Linked DNA regions of Homo sapiens: all the other regions are linked to region 1. The links are chromatin contacts, found by Hi-C or POLR2A ChIA-PET in ENCODE. All regions are on one chromosome and are shown on one strand. Each heading gives the region's core, a stretch centred on a gene start or an enhancer-like site at or near the end of the contact. The rest is flanking DNA. Distances are from core to core; before and after follow the strand shown.

Evidence for each region. A loop is a pair of places that touch in the nucleus more often than their neighbours do. ChIA-PET counts read pairs that join two places held with the same protein, here RNA polymerase II (POLR2A). Pooled maps may share reads with other maps.
Region 2: a map of HCT116 shows a loop between it and region 1 (26-fold over the local background). The contact joins the enhancer-like site here to the promoter of KCNH1 in region 1. A Hi-C loop is called at or near these places in 11 of 168 maps with a recorded cell type or tissue (CD4-positive, alpha-beta memory T cell, Calu3, HCT116 and 8 more), 22 of 37 single-sample maps with no recorded cell type and 21 of 50 pooled maps. POLR2A ChIA-PET finds 5 or more read pairs at or near these places in 1 of 52 experiments (CD4-positive, alpha-beta T cell).
Region 3: a map of MCF 10A shows a loop between it and region 1 (3-fold over the local background). The contact joins the enhancer-like site here to the promoter of KCNH1 in region 1. A Hi-C loop is called at or near these places in 5 of 168 maps with a recorded cell type or tissue (CD4-positive, alpha-beta memory T cell, Calu3, K562 and 2 more) and 9 of 50 pooled maps. POLR2A ChIA-PET finds 5 or more read pairs at or near these places in 1 of 52 experiments (MCF 10A).

What each region holds. Positions count from the first base shown.
Region 1 is chr1:211,132,265-211,136,596 of GRCh38, forward strand. It overlaps KCNH1 (potassium voltage-gated channel subfamily H member 1), which reads right to left and starts at 1,884. Exons shown (of 11, transcript NM_172362.3): 1 at 1,603-1,884. The coding sequence starts at 1,681. It overlaps KCNH1-IT1 (KCNH1 intronic transcript 1), which reads right to left and starts at 1,110. Exons shown (of 2, transcript NR_046784.1): 1 at 924-1,110; 2 at 15-762. RefSeq lists silencers at 1,101-1,291, 1,786-2,065.
Region 2 is chr1:211,513,408-211,517,739 of GRCh38, forward strand. No RefSeq gene overlaps it. Among named protein-coding and RNA genes, the nearest start is that of RD3, 23 kb to the left of the region's middle. RefSeq lists silencers at 819-908, 1,921-2,280. Within about 2 kb of position 1,989, at least 13 of the 41 ENCODE cell types and tissues checked have a DNase peak (open chromatin) inside an H3K27ac peak, as active enhancers do; they include HCT116, where a contact is called at or near this core.
Region 3 is chr1:211,468,046-211,472,377 of GRCh38, forward strand. No RefSeq gene overlaps it. Among named protein-coding and RNA genes, the nearest start is that of RD3, 22 kb to the right of the region's middle. Within about 2 kb of position 2,171, at least 2 of the 41 ENCODE cell types and tissues checked have a DNase peak (open chromatin) inside an H3K27ac peak, as active enhancers do.

The DNA of each region.
Region 1 (4,332 bases), core at 634-3,133:
AAATAGCAATAATAGCACAGTAACTCTTATTTTATTTAAAAATAAATGAACAACTCCAGCTTTTTTATGGCAAAACAGTTCATTGTGGCTGTTCACATAGCAATTATCATCCCCTTGCATCCCCAGGTAATGACTGTGACCTTGACCTAAAAGCCACCTTAGTTTGAATAAGGAAGACCTTGAAAGGAAAGGTGACTGACCAGAAACACTCTTAAGAGGCACACAATAAAGAAATGATCATTTCTAAGAAAGTACTTAAATAATACGTGATTATTTGCTATGCTAGTTGATGTGTTTCATTATAAGATAAACTTAAATCACTGTTTAATTAAAGAGTGTTTATTAGTAGCATAAGTCACTTTTCATGCCCTTCCCCTGAATCCCTAACTAAATCCAAACAGAAGCTCATCATTTTACACAGAAGCTCCTTAGACTCTGAAATCGTGATATTTACACATTATTAAAACCCATTTCCTAAGTTAGCTCCTCATGTCTCCCTGGTAGAAGAATGTCATCTGTTTCTGGAAGGGGTGGGGTGGGGGCTCTAGGAGTCTGCAAAGAGCATCTTATGCTTGGCTATCTTTCAATATAGCCATTTGATGAACTCGTGCGCTGCGCCTTCCAACTGCCAGGACTCCTAGTCGCTCTGCAAGTGCTTAGTTGGGGTCTCTCCTCTGTTAAGTCCGAAAGGCGTTTGGAATTCTTCCTTTCCATCCCCGCTCCTAGGACTCTCGCCTCTCAAGGCTTCATGCTACCGTCGATCTTAATGCCACAAGGAAACAGATGAGTGCTGATTGTCAGTTTATTGGGTAATGGATCTATTTATAGGTTTGGTGAGATTGGGAATTTATAGGTGAGCAACACTTAAGGGTGGCATAAAACCGTTGTGGGTTTGGAAGAGGGGAAATATAACAGGTTTGTACCTGTGACCATTTAGTTCGCTCTGCACCTGTGCCCTCCACTTCCCACCTGACGCCAGGAAAACCATCTGCCCCTCACTTCGAAGGTGAGCCTTAACTTCACCTAGAAAGTGGTGGGTGGGTGAAGGGGTGGAATCAGGCCGCCGAGAGCACGTCCCGACACCTCGGACTTTTCAGTTGCAGGGATGGAAGGTGGAGGCAGCCGGATCCTCCCATTCTGAGGCAGCGGGGACCTGGAGTTGCCCGTCTCTACTGCTGGCTCTCCCTGGGGAGAGGCGGCGCCTCTGGGAGCAGCCCGGGAGCCCCAGAGCCTTCGCGGAAGGGTGGGCAGTGCCGATGGGGCGCGCGCTGCCGCTCCGGCTGCAGCCAGCTTTCCATCACTTTTCCCAGTACTTTGCTCAGCAGCTGTCACGCATCCTTGGAGATAAGACCGAGAGGGCGCTAGAAAGGCCCAAAAGGCGTCCCCAGAAGAGCTCTCCTGTTAGGATGGGGACCCATCAGACCCCGCCCCGCCCTGCCCACCTTTCTCTGCCTCGGGGAGGCTGCCCTGGGTGCCCGCGCCGCGGCTCCTTAGCAGAGCTCGCGGGTTCTGCTGCATCTGCTGGCTCCGAGCGGCGAGAGGTTCTGCAATAAAGGCACGGATAAAACGCCCGGGTAATCGAAATCCGAATGCACCTCTTACCATTGGACCGCCGAACAATATTCTCCAGAAACGTGTTTTGAGGGGCCACTAGTCCCCTCCTGCCCCCAGCCATGGTCATCCTCCCAGCAGCTCGGGGTCCGGCGGGCGTCCTGGCGCGGCTTCTTACGACAGCAGGAAACTGGCCTCGGGGCCCGCACGCAGTCCCGGCTCGAAGCGCCCCATGCGCCCGGCGGGGATCCGCAGGCAGGGCTGGCGGCTCCCTCTGGCTGCTACCCTCGCGCCCTCTTCGCGCCTCCCTCCCTGCGGCCCGCCTCGCAGTGCACTCGCGCCGGCCTCGGCTAGCGGCAGCCGCCTCCGGGTGGGCGGAGGGAGCAGCGGCGCCTGGGCCGGCGGCGCCCCCTACCGGGCTCGTGCCCCACCGCCGGCCTGCGGGAGACCAAGCTGGGGGGCTCCCGCAGAGGCAGGGAAGTGGCGGGCGGCCGTGGACCAAGGCTGGGACGGCAGCGCCACCCTCTGGGTTCAGCCGGGAAATGTGTTCAGGATGTGCCATGGGCTGGGTGGAGAGGAGGGCATTGTGAGCAGCTTTCAGGGCGGATTCACCCCCAACAAGTCTTAGGGGAGCGTGCTGATGTAACTCTCTTCCTTTGCTCTGTTTCAGGCCGGGGCCCCCGGGACCTGTGAGGCTCTGGGAACACCTTCTTGCCTTCCTGTAAGGTTAGCCTGACTAGTGAAAGTTGCCCCACCTTGATTCTAGGCCAGTGTTTGAGCAGTAATTAATGAAGTCGTATTGCAATAGTGCAGATTTAGAGTGACTGGCAGATTCAGCTTCAGAAGAGTTGTCTTGGGTTGTTTTTACCGTAGACACAAATGCAGGCTCCTGATGTTTGGTATGATCAGTATCAAACTGCCTGACAAACATCAAAGGGGTGGACTTGTCTCTAAGGGCGAATGCTCAGGAGAGGGGCAGCATTAATTAAGCAACCGTGGCTTTGGCTTGAAGGGTAGTCTGTAGTGCAGAGGATACAGTTAGTTTTTACAGCTGACCCCTGGTATACGGAAGAACCACATACACCCAAGGTTTCTGGACAGGGGCTAAGACAACGGTCGTTTGTTCACTTATTTTGGGGGATTTCGACCCACACATAGTCTGTACCTGCCTTTTTACTATGTATCCCCAGTCGGTGCGGTGGGAGACTAAGCCTATGTCCCACAGGAGAAATGAATGGAGAGTTTACTAGTTTCAGACTGAGTCAACAGTCAACACAAAAATGTAAGAGAAAAAAAAACTAACCCTGAAAATTAATTGTCTGGGTTAGCCATCCTGACATATCCTAATGTATTGCAAAGACATCCTGTCTCAGTTAATTAATTTCAAAAACAGAAGAACTAATTCTTGCCCAGAAATCTCTCAGAGTTGCTGTGAAGATCAAGCAAGAATTATGTATGGGGACAGCACCTTAAATTGTAAAGTGCTGTGCCAAGGTCAGACGTCATTATTGGAGTGACTAAATAAATTGGGCCATTACGAATATCACCCTTTATCTCGTCTTGTGTAGAGACAAAGTAAACAGATTGCTGTTAGCAGAGAGTTGGATAAGACTGTCATAGGATTTGAAATGCAAGTAATGATACACTTTTTCCTTAAGATAGCCTTCTACCCATCGCCTGTTACCTAGTCTAGAACAGTGATTTCTTAAACCCTAGCTCCGTCTAGTGGTTCTTTGTTCTATTACAAATGAGATAACACTGGTTGAAGAGAACTTGATTCTGAAATGTATTTGGTGCTGAGCTGAGCCAGTTTGGTGCCTATCCACTTCATTTGAATAAGTTCATTTAAATAAGGTTTTTAAAGTTGTGTTATCGCACAAACATGCCAAGGGAAGATTTTTCATGACAATATTAAAAACCCATCAAGAAACCTCATAATCCTGCTTGTGAAAGGAAGATAAAGAAAATAATGTGGAGGGGAAAACTATCATAGAGAGTTAATAAAATTTCTAAGGTTTTAATGAGCTCTCATGTTCTGTGGCTTAGATAAAAAAGGAAACAGATGATATTAGTTTGAGATCAGAGATGTTAAAGCCTTGGTGGGCAACCTGATGAGAAAAAGAAATAAGATGTCTTCCATTTTAAATGTACTACTGAAATGGATCTCAACATGGACTCTGTGTGTGTGTGTATGTGTGTGTGTATTGGCACCTTTTTGAATACTACAATTTTTGGTGGCACACTTGAAGAAATTAAAAGACCTAAAACAAAATAGTGCTACTACAAAGTGGTTCTTTTTTTTAAAGTTTTAAACCTCCAGATTGTGTGCCATAACACGATCACATTATTTTACGTCTTTTTGCTTAAATAAGACTGGATGCTTATAAAAGCACTGTTATACTGTGTTATGGCACTTTAAGTACTTGCTTAGAAATGATCATTTCTTCATTGTGTGCTTCTTAAGAGTGTTTCTGGTCAGTTACCTTTCCTTTCAAGGTCTTCCTTATTCAAACTAACTAAGGTGGCTTTTAGGTCAAGATCACAGTCATTACCTGGGGATGCAAGAGGAAGATAATTACTACGTGAACAGCTACAATGAACTGTTTTGCCATAAAAAAAAAAAAAAAAGCTGGAGGTGTTCATGGATTTTTAAATAAAATAAATATTTAAGAATTAAATTGCTAAAAAGTCAGCAGTCTTTCATCACAATGTGAGTGTCTCATGGTGTCTGTGGAGGTACATCCAGTTTTTCCCCCATTCCCTTGGTTCACTCACAACACA
Region 2 (4,332 bases), core at 739-3,238, 380 kb after region 1:
TAGGCAAATTATCTAATCTCTTTGTGTTTTATCAGTTGCCTTATCAGCATCCTTTGTAGTGTCAACCTCATAGGGCTGTGTAAGGATTAAATAAAATAACACACTTAAAGCCTTCCACTCAAGGTCTAGAACATGGCAAATACTAGATGAAAGTTAAGCTGTTTCTGTGCTGCAAGCTGGTGCATTGAACATGCCTCTCCCTGGGTGGCTTAAAGGTGATTCTAGGTGGGGAGAGAAATAGGAGCATTGGAGAGAAGACAAGAGAGAGGATGGAACCTTCAGAACCAGCTGCCTTCAACTCGCTTTACAGCTTGTCACTCCAAATAAAAGCAACAGTCACAACATATCCTTACTATGTAGGGTTTTACCCTTTGCAAATGCATTCTCAGACACTCATTTTAGCCTCGTGACAGCCCTGTCTGGTGGGTACTACTATCCCCATTTTGCAATTGAGAAAACTGAAGCTCTGAGATCCCAGGTCCTGCCCCAGTTGGGCACTGGGGTGGGACTCCAGGTGGGTAACAGATTGAGTTGCCCTGACCACCTAGCAGAAGGGGTAGACGTCAGAGGCAGTGAGACCTGCAGGATGACTTTTACCAGTGGTTCTCAAATTTGAGCATGTTTCAGAATCCCCTGGAGGGCCTGTGAAAAACACGAATTGCTGGGCCCCAACCCCAGAGTTTCTGACTCAGAGTCTGGGGTTGGGAGTTGGTCTTGCTGAGAGCCCTCTAACCATTAGCAGCGGCGACATCTTGTGGTGAGGGACAGAATGTACCTTGGGCTCCCTCAGCCCTGATTACCCGCGCGTCCAGGATGATGCCGGACCAGGCTGCACCGCCCAGAGGCCCGACGGCGTCGCTGGGGCAGACCCAGAGACTCTCACACGCCTTGTCCTTGCCCGGAGGGTGCAGGCGCCTGCATGCCTCATTTACCCTAGAGAGAACAGGAAAACCTAAACTTGTTGTGCAGAACCTGCAGCTTCGTGTTAGAATACTATTTCCTCCCCCCACCTCCCTTTTTGTTAGAGACAATATCTCTGTTGTCCAGGCTGGAGTACAGTGGTGCTCTGCTCGCTGTAGCCTCCAACTCCTGGGCTCAAGTGATCCTCTCGCCTTGGCCTCCCAGAGCGCTGGAATTATAAGCATGGCTCATCGCACCCGGCCCAGAATATTTTTTATTCTCATTTTTGTAAATAAGTTTCTTCCCTGGTCTTTCCACCGGAGCCTGTGAATCGCAGCCTCGTGGCACCACCACAGTTGGCTTCTCAAGTCGGGAGGCTGACTCCTTGAACCGGGCGCCTCACTTCACGATTGCTTTCAGCTCAAAGGAGCATTTTACAACAGGAACCATTATCCCTGGTAGCTTGACGTCCAGCCCTGACACGATTTTCTGATTGACTAAAATTAGGGTAATGAGTTATGAGGGCAGAGAATGGAGCTGCGATCCCTGTAGGCGGGGGCAGTACCGCCTCTTATTTCCTCTGCCCAGGTGGTTAAGTTGGTAGATTGGGGTGTAGGTGTCTCTGGAGTTGGGCAGCAATGGGTGGGGTAGTAGAAGGACACCTGGTCTGTGTCCGGGGCTGGGTTCGAATCCCCACTCTGCCTGTGAGCTGAGAGCCCATGGGCACATCACCTGAGCTTTCTGCGTTTATCTGTAAAATGGGCAAGAGGCAATCAGTCATTTATATGAAAGCGGCCTGCAGTGCCTGGCACCGAGGCGGGCACGGATGGGCATTTGGTAAGGCAGGGAGGAGGAGCGCGGCGCCTGGAGGCTCCCGGGGCAGGGGAGAAGGGCATCGAGAACGGGGGCGGCGTGCGGGGTGGGAAGAGGAGAGAGTTCACGGCTTGCTCCTTCCCCTGCCCCCAGCCGCCTCAGCCCAGGCCTGAGTCTCTCCCCGTCTGGGCCTCTGCTTCCTGCAGGCACAGCCAGGGCCAAGACGCGCCCCTGGGCCTCCCTCCCCTTCGACGTCTCCACCCGGTATGGAACATTAATCATTAACCGTCCTGTGGCCAGGCCCAGCGGGGCGCCCGCTTCAGCTCTCCCGGTGCCACCTAGCTGAGTCACCGCGGTCTGGGCAGCTCCCCGCAGCCAGGACCTCCCTCCGGGCCGAGGGTCGCGGGGTTCGAGCCGCGGCGAGGTCTTGGGCTTCCCAGGGGCCGCTCCTCGGTGCGCCGCCGCCCACAATCAGCAGGGGGCGCCCGTCCCGACCGCGGGAAGCCGGCGGGGCCACCGAGCGGCGGGCTGGCCTGGCGGGGCGGTGTCAGGGCGGCAAGGCGGCGCCTCCCCAAAGCCGTAAACCTTCCCGCCCGGCTGACTACGCCGGCCCAGCCACGCACGCGCACCCCGCATGCCCCGTGGCCTGTGAGGTTATTCAAGAAGCCAAGGTCGGGAGTGGGGAAGGTCAGCCTCTAGCCCGGCACTGTCTGGAAAAGATCGAACCAATTAATTGACTGTAAGAAGCATGTAACCAATACAATGGAAGGCATTGCTACCCTTCCTCCACCAGGTTCAGGACCTCATGCCCAAGGAACGGCGCGCAGGAATTGGTAGTAGGTTGTGGAGGGTCAGGGGCTCTCCCAGCATCCTGAGGCTGTCTCCTGTGAAGGCCACTCCAGAGGTTAAAGCTTTCCCGGGTGCCAGGAGAGCTCTCCTAATTCAGCCGTAGGGATCACCAGTAAAGATGCTCAAAAATCCCAGCATCTCCCACTTGCAACCCACAGGGGATTCTATTCTACTCTCTCTAATTCCCCATGGCCACATAGTTGAGGTCACTTAACAATTTTTTTTAAAGACGGAGTTTCGCTCTTGTTGCCCAGGCTGGAGTGCAACGGCGCTATCTCGGCTCACCGCAGCCTCCGCCTCCCGGGTTCCAGCGATTCTCCTGCCTCAGCCTCCCCAGTGGCTGGGATTACAGGCATGCACCACCACGCCTGGCTAATTTCGTATTTTTTGTATAGATGGGGTTTCTCCATGTTGGTCAGGCTGGTCTTGAACTCCCGACCTCAGGTGATCCGCCCTCCTCAGCCTCCCAAAATGCTGGGATTACAGGCATGAGCCACCGTGACCGGCCGGTCACTTAACATTTAACCTAACACCCACCTGCCAGCAGGTCAAAGGTTATTGCCTATGACTGGCCAGGTTTCACTTCGGCTGCCGTGGTGCTCCTGATGTGACTGCACTGGGCAGACGGACCTGAAGTACTGTCCCTGTATTAAGTGGAGTGGCCCCGGGAATGAAGCCATAACAGCAGCCAGAGACAGCAGCCCAGATTGGCTGTCTTGACAGCCCAGAGCCAGTGTGGTCAAATCTGCCCCCATGATGCCTGTGTCCTTGCTATTCCCGCCCCAGTCATCCCCCTCTGAACCCCAAGGAGTAGCTGTGAGGGTGCAGGTGGGTGAAAGAGACAGGCAGTGGACATTAGTGCAAGAACTAGGGTCATGGGTTCTGAGTCCAGCTGGTCACTGCATACCTACGTGATGACACATAATTTCTCTGAGTCTCAGTTTCCCCAGCTGTAAACAGCACTAATAGGAACTGTGTGGACTACCTCAAAGGGTTGGTAAAGGGTTCAAATTAGATAACGAATGTTCATCACTAACCCATTCATTCGTTAAATGTTTATTACAAACTTGCCTGAAAGATGATGATCCGTCTTCTCAGTGGCAGCAGAAAAATCATGAAAGACCCTGCCCATGACGCCACCTGTGGTGCACACAGGCTTAGCACCAGCCTTTCTTAAACTGTGTGAGCAGGAGGGCTGCTGCAGAGGAGGAGGGATGCAAGGTGAAGGGGGAGGAGAGGCAGGAACTGCATGGTGGAGGAAGCAGGAAGAAGGGCGAGGCCTCACCCATATGGCCTCAGCAGGCCCTGTGATCTCCCTGTTGAGCCCAGGTTCTCCCAGAAGCTCCCTGGGAATTACTGAGCTGGGTGTGGCTTCCTAGCCCCACACCTGCCCAGCCAGCTCAGGGCCCCTCCGTGCTGTCTTCTCAGGATCCTGCTTCAACCTGCTGCCACTTCCCCATGCCTAGCTCACTGTCACTTTCTCCCTTACCTGCCCTCTCAGCCTCAAACTGATAATTTGGAAAAAGAGGCGCCTGGAAAAAACCACTTCCAGGGTACAGCAGGAACCAGCCTCACTCTTCTTTCTCTCTTTTAAAAATTATTACGATTTTTACTGAGATGGGTTCCAAGTATCACTCTCCACCACCTCATCACCTTCTGGGACCTGGATGGACTCCAGATCACTATGTTGCCTAGGCTGGTCTCAAACTCCTGAGCTCAAGTAATCCTCCGGCCTCGGCCTCCCAAAGTGTTGGGATTACAGGCGTGAGC
Region 3 (4,332 bases), core at 921-3,420, 340 kb after region 1:
ATAGATTAATGTCCTCCCTTGGGAGTGAGTCAGTTCTCACTCTTTGAGTTCCTGAGAAAGCTAGTTGTTAAAAAGAGCCTGGCCTCTGTCCTCCCTTCTCTTGCTTTCTGTCTTGCCATGTGATTTCTGCACACACAGGCTCCCCTTTGCCTTCCATCATGAGAGGAAACAACCTGAGCCCCTCACTAGATGCAGATGCCAGGTCTTGAACTTTCCGGTCATCAGAATCATGAGCCAAATAAACCTTTTTATCTTTAGAAATTACCCAGTGTCTGGTGCTCCTACATAGCAACACAAAAGGTCCTAAGACAAAACCCTAACAGATTAATTAGAGAAAGAGATAGCCAAAATATTTGACTAGGTAATTCACATGATAATGCAAATTGCCAGTACATGTCCCTTTTCATGTTCAATCTTTCTTGTAATGAAATAAATGTAATTAAAATAACATTTTTATCCTACCAAACTAGCAAAGAGAGAAAAAAAACAATATTGCTGAGGGATCAGCTACCCCAATTCCCTGCTGGAGTCTGATTCCCCTCCCAAAAAAGTAGGCTGACTATAGTGACTTGCTTGATTAATAGGACAAAGCAAAAATGATGTCTTAAAACATCCATAGCCAGCTTTTAACAAGCCTGTAGCTTCTGCCTGGACCGTTTGTTCTTGGCACACTCTCTGTCCTTCAGAACCCAGCCACCATGTGTGAAAAGCCCAAGTCACATGGAGTGGGCAAATGGCCGGGAGGAAACATCTGCTTCCTATGTGGGTCAAGTTAGGGTAGCATCCTCAGCTAAAGAAGTGTGTGTTCTTTCTTAGACGTGTTAGTCATTCAGGGTAAATGGACCTGAAATATCTCAGGAGGCAGTCAAGCCACATGTATTATCCATTCTCAGGCTGTCTGGGTTGTTAGTGGTGGTTTGTCTATATCAACTGGTCCACAAAAGACAAAAATGACAGCCAACAGAATAACAGAGAATGACACCTAAGAAAATAGAAAAGAGGAAGAAAAAATGAATTATACTTCTCTTTTGGAGCTCTCCTGTGAGAACAAAGCGGGGATTGATATTTTTCTGGGGACCAACTGATTGTGGCCATCAAAATTCTGAGTCCTGAGAGGCATACATTTTTGGCTATTCAGCATTAGGCAGTAAGTTATCCTAAGTAAAAACGTCTCCAGGAAAAGAGAAGAGAAATCAAACACTGTGCTTTTGGTAGCTGTGGATTTGCTAAGTTGTTCCTAGAGCAGCATCATGTTGCAAAAGAAGCAGTTTTCTAGGAATCAAGAGAACTAAGTTCAAGTTACTGCCAGAGAGGCAGAGAGGCCTCTACAGCTGATGAGAAATGGGTTTAAATTCTGGCTATGCCTGCTACTCTCTTTACAACTTTGAAAAGTCAGCCATCTAAACCTCTGCTTCTGTACCTGTAAAATGGAGATAAAAATACCTGCCTCACCATGTTGTTTGTGAGGATAAAATGAGATAATGCACGCACCATGCTCAGCATGTGCCTTACTCACATAGTAAGTGTCCCAAAATGGTGGGTCATTTTCTTGCTACTCTTGCCAGTGATTTCCTGTTTGATGGTGGGCAAATTGCTTAGCTCCTGGCTACACTGGAAAGGATGTTGCTTTCTCATCTACCTCCCAGAGTTAGTGTGGAGGTCAAATGAGAAAATGAACTGAAGGAAAGCAATGTGATGTGGTGGTAGGTGGGAGGCATCCAAGCTAAGCCTCAGGAAACAGAGGCTACACCATGGGGACAGGTCACTGAGGACCCAGAGGCAAGTGAGCAAGTGGAAAATAAGAGCACACACATAACACAGCAAGAAGCCTTTGAACACCCTTCTGGTTCCAGGAGCTTTATATGCCTTGATATCAGTTAATTTCCACAACCACAGTGTCGTGCAAATATTGTTACTCAAATGAGAAAACTGAGACTCAGCAAAGTTAAGTAGCTGTGCCAAGGTCACACTGTTTGTAGATGTCACAGCAGGTGCTCCATGTCTGCAGCTGAGAGAGGATGTGACGGCGCAAGTCTCTTGTCCTGCCAAAGGCTATCCTGGGCAAACCTGCAAAGGGAGGCTGCTTCCGGCTGGAGAAGAATGGTGCACTCAGAGCGCACTCTGCTCCGGTACAGGCGCTGATCCATGGGGATCCCACAGCCAGCACAATGGACTCTCTGGCTGAGCCGCCCGTGACCACCAGGGGGCCTTCACGGGACCTCTGCAAATAAGAACAAACTTGATTCCCAGGACCGGCTCGCATCTGAAGATGGCTTTAAGCCCAACGGTCAAACATGTCACTTTTACCTGTTCTGAGGACAAGGGCAGCACCTGCACCCTCCCACTCACCTTTACTAGCTCCAGCTGCCTCCCTCCCAGTTCTACCACTTGGCACAAGAAGCAGGAAAGAGTTCCCTACAACCCACTCCCAGACAGCTATTTCTACCTGCTGGATTACAACTTTCTCATTTTCTCTCTCTCTCTTCTTCTCTCTCTCTCACCCCTTATGAATAGTGTCCATAACAGACACCAGATAATTTTCATCCTATGTAATTGTATTCTTGCAGGTTTATAAAAAAAGCTCAGATCTTATCACCCTCTCCATTTTCTAGTTGCTATAAAATGGTATTTGCAGCACTCTTGACAAGATACATTTTGGCCAGGCATGGTGGCTCACACCTGTAATCCCAGCATTTTGGAAGACTGAGGTGGGTAGATCACCTGAGGTCAGGAGTTCGAGACCAGCCTGGCCAATATGGTGAAACCCTGTTTCTACTAAAAATACAAAAATTAGCTGGGCATGGTGGTATTTTATTTGTAAAAAAAAAAATATGAAAATAGCCTGCAACCCCAGCTATTTGGGAGGCTGAGTCAGGAGAATTGCTTAAACTGGAAGGAAGAGGTTGCAATGAGCCAAGATCGTGCCACTGCACTCCACTCCAGGCTGGGCAACAGAGCGAGACTCTGTCTAAAAAAAAAAAAAAGATACATCTCATCTTCAAGCATTTCCTGAATGCTGCTAAGGAGATGATAAACATCGATCACAGCTGATAAACATCTATGTGATAAACTACTTTGCAACCATCTATCTCTAACATAAGATCACATAACCATTGTAATAGGTCCAAAGCGCATTAATCTATTGAAATGAAATCATTTGTGCATGTGTTAGAGTTAAATAGATTCAGTTGTGCCAACAGAGAATTTCCTGATTTCCCCAGAAAGAATAATCTAAAACCATAGTTTTCAGCCTTGGCTGCACAATGGAACCACCTAGAAAACTTTAGAAAAACTGATGCCTGAGTCCCATCCCAAGTTTCTGATTTAACTGGCCTGAGATGTGGCCTGGGTGCCAGATAATCTAATGTGCAGCCAAGCTTGAGAACCACAGATCTAAAAGATGAGGGAAATTGGGCTCAAGGGCAATGATTAAAGAGCCAGGTCTGGACACTCCAGAGGAAGGAAGGTGAAAAGTGCTCTTCAGTGTGTTCAATCGACTTTCAGTTACCCATACTAATTGAAGAGAAGACTGTCACAGACAACTGTAAGATCTTAAACTTGAAAGTTCTTTTATAGTTGGGAAAGCATTTGATCTTATTTAAACCTCACCACAAGCCTGGGCAGTAGAAAGGTATCTATGCTTCTCTAATAGATAAGGAACAGGAGCCTCAAGAGAGTGAATGATTTGCAAAGATGTAAGTGGCAGAATAATTTCACCAGAACTATAATCCAGAATGTTCAATAGCCTCAAAATTCAAACAATTTTATCTAGACCGTTAAATTCCTTTTGTTCCCCTGAGTAAGAGCAAAATCTGCTCATGGGTTAAAAAACCAAGCCAACCAACCAACCAAACAACAACAAAAACAGGAAACTTTTTAAGATAAGATGGAGTGGCAGAGAAAAAACAAAAAAAACAAAACGAAAAGTTTCTCAGAAAGCAATAATAGTGAGCTGACTTCACAGTAGGGACAATGAGTGACTGTCATTTCTTCCTGTATATATCTACACCTGGGCAGAAGGTTGATATGGCCACGGACAGTTAGACAAAAAAACTTTCTCATTTTCCCACCCATGAGACCTTCAGTTGGAACCTTATTTGTCGTCTTTGAAGCAAGAATAAAAGTAGGATGGAAGCTTCTGCGAATTACCTTGATATGAGATTAAAGGTAATTTTAAGGTCTTTGGAAGAACTGAGATGATATTACAACAGTCATTTTAATATTAAGCTATTCAGATTTTCAAAGAGTACATCTTTTGACCCTTTGAGATTTTGGGTTGCTCTCTTAGGCAGAGCTTTGGGAGCTGATTTCAGGGTCGGCAGGGGCATCTCA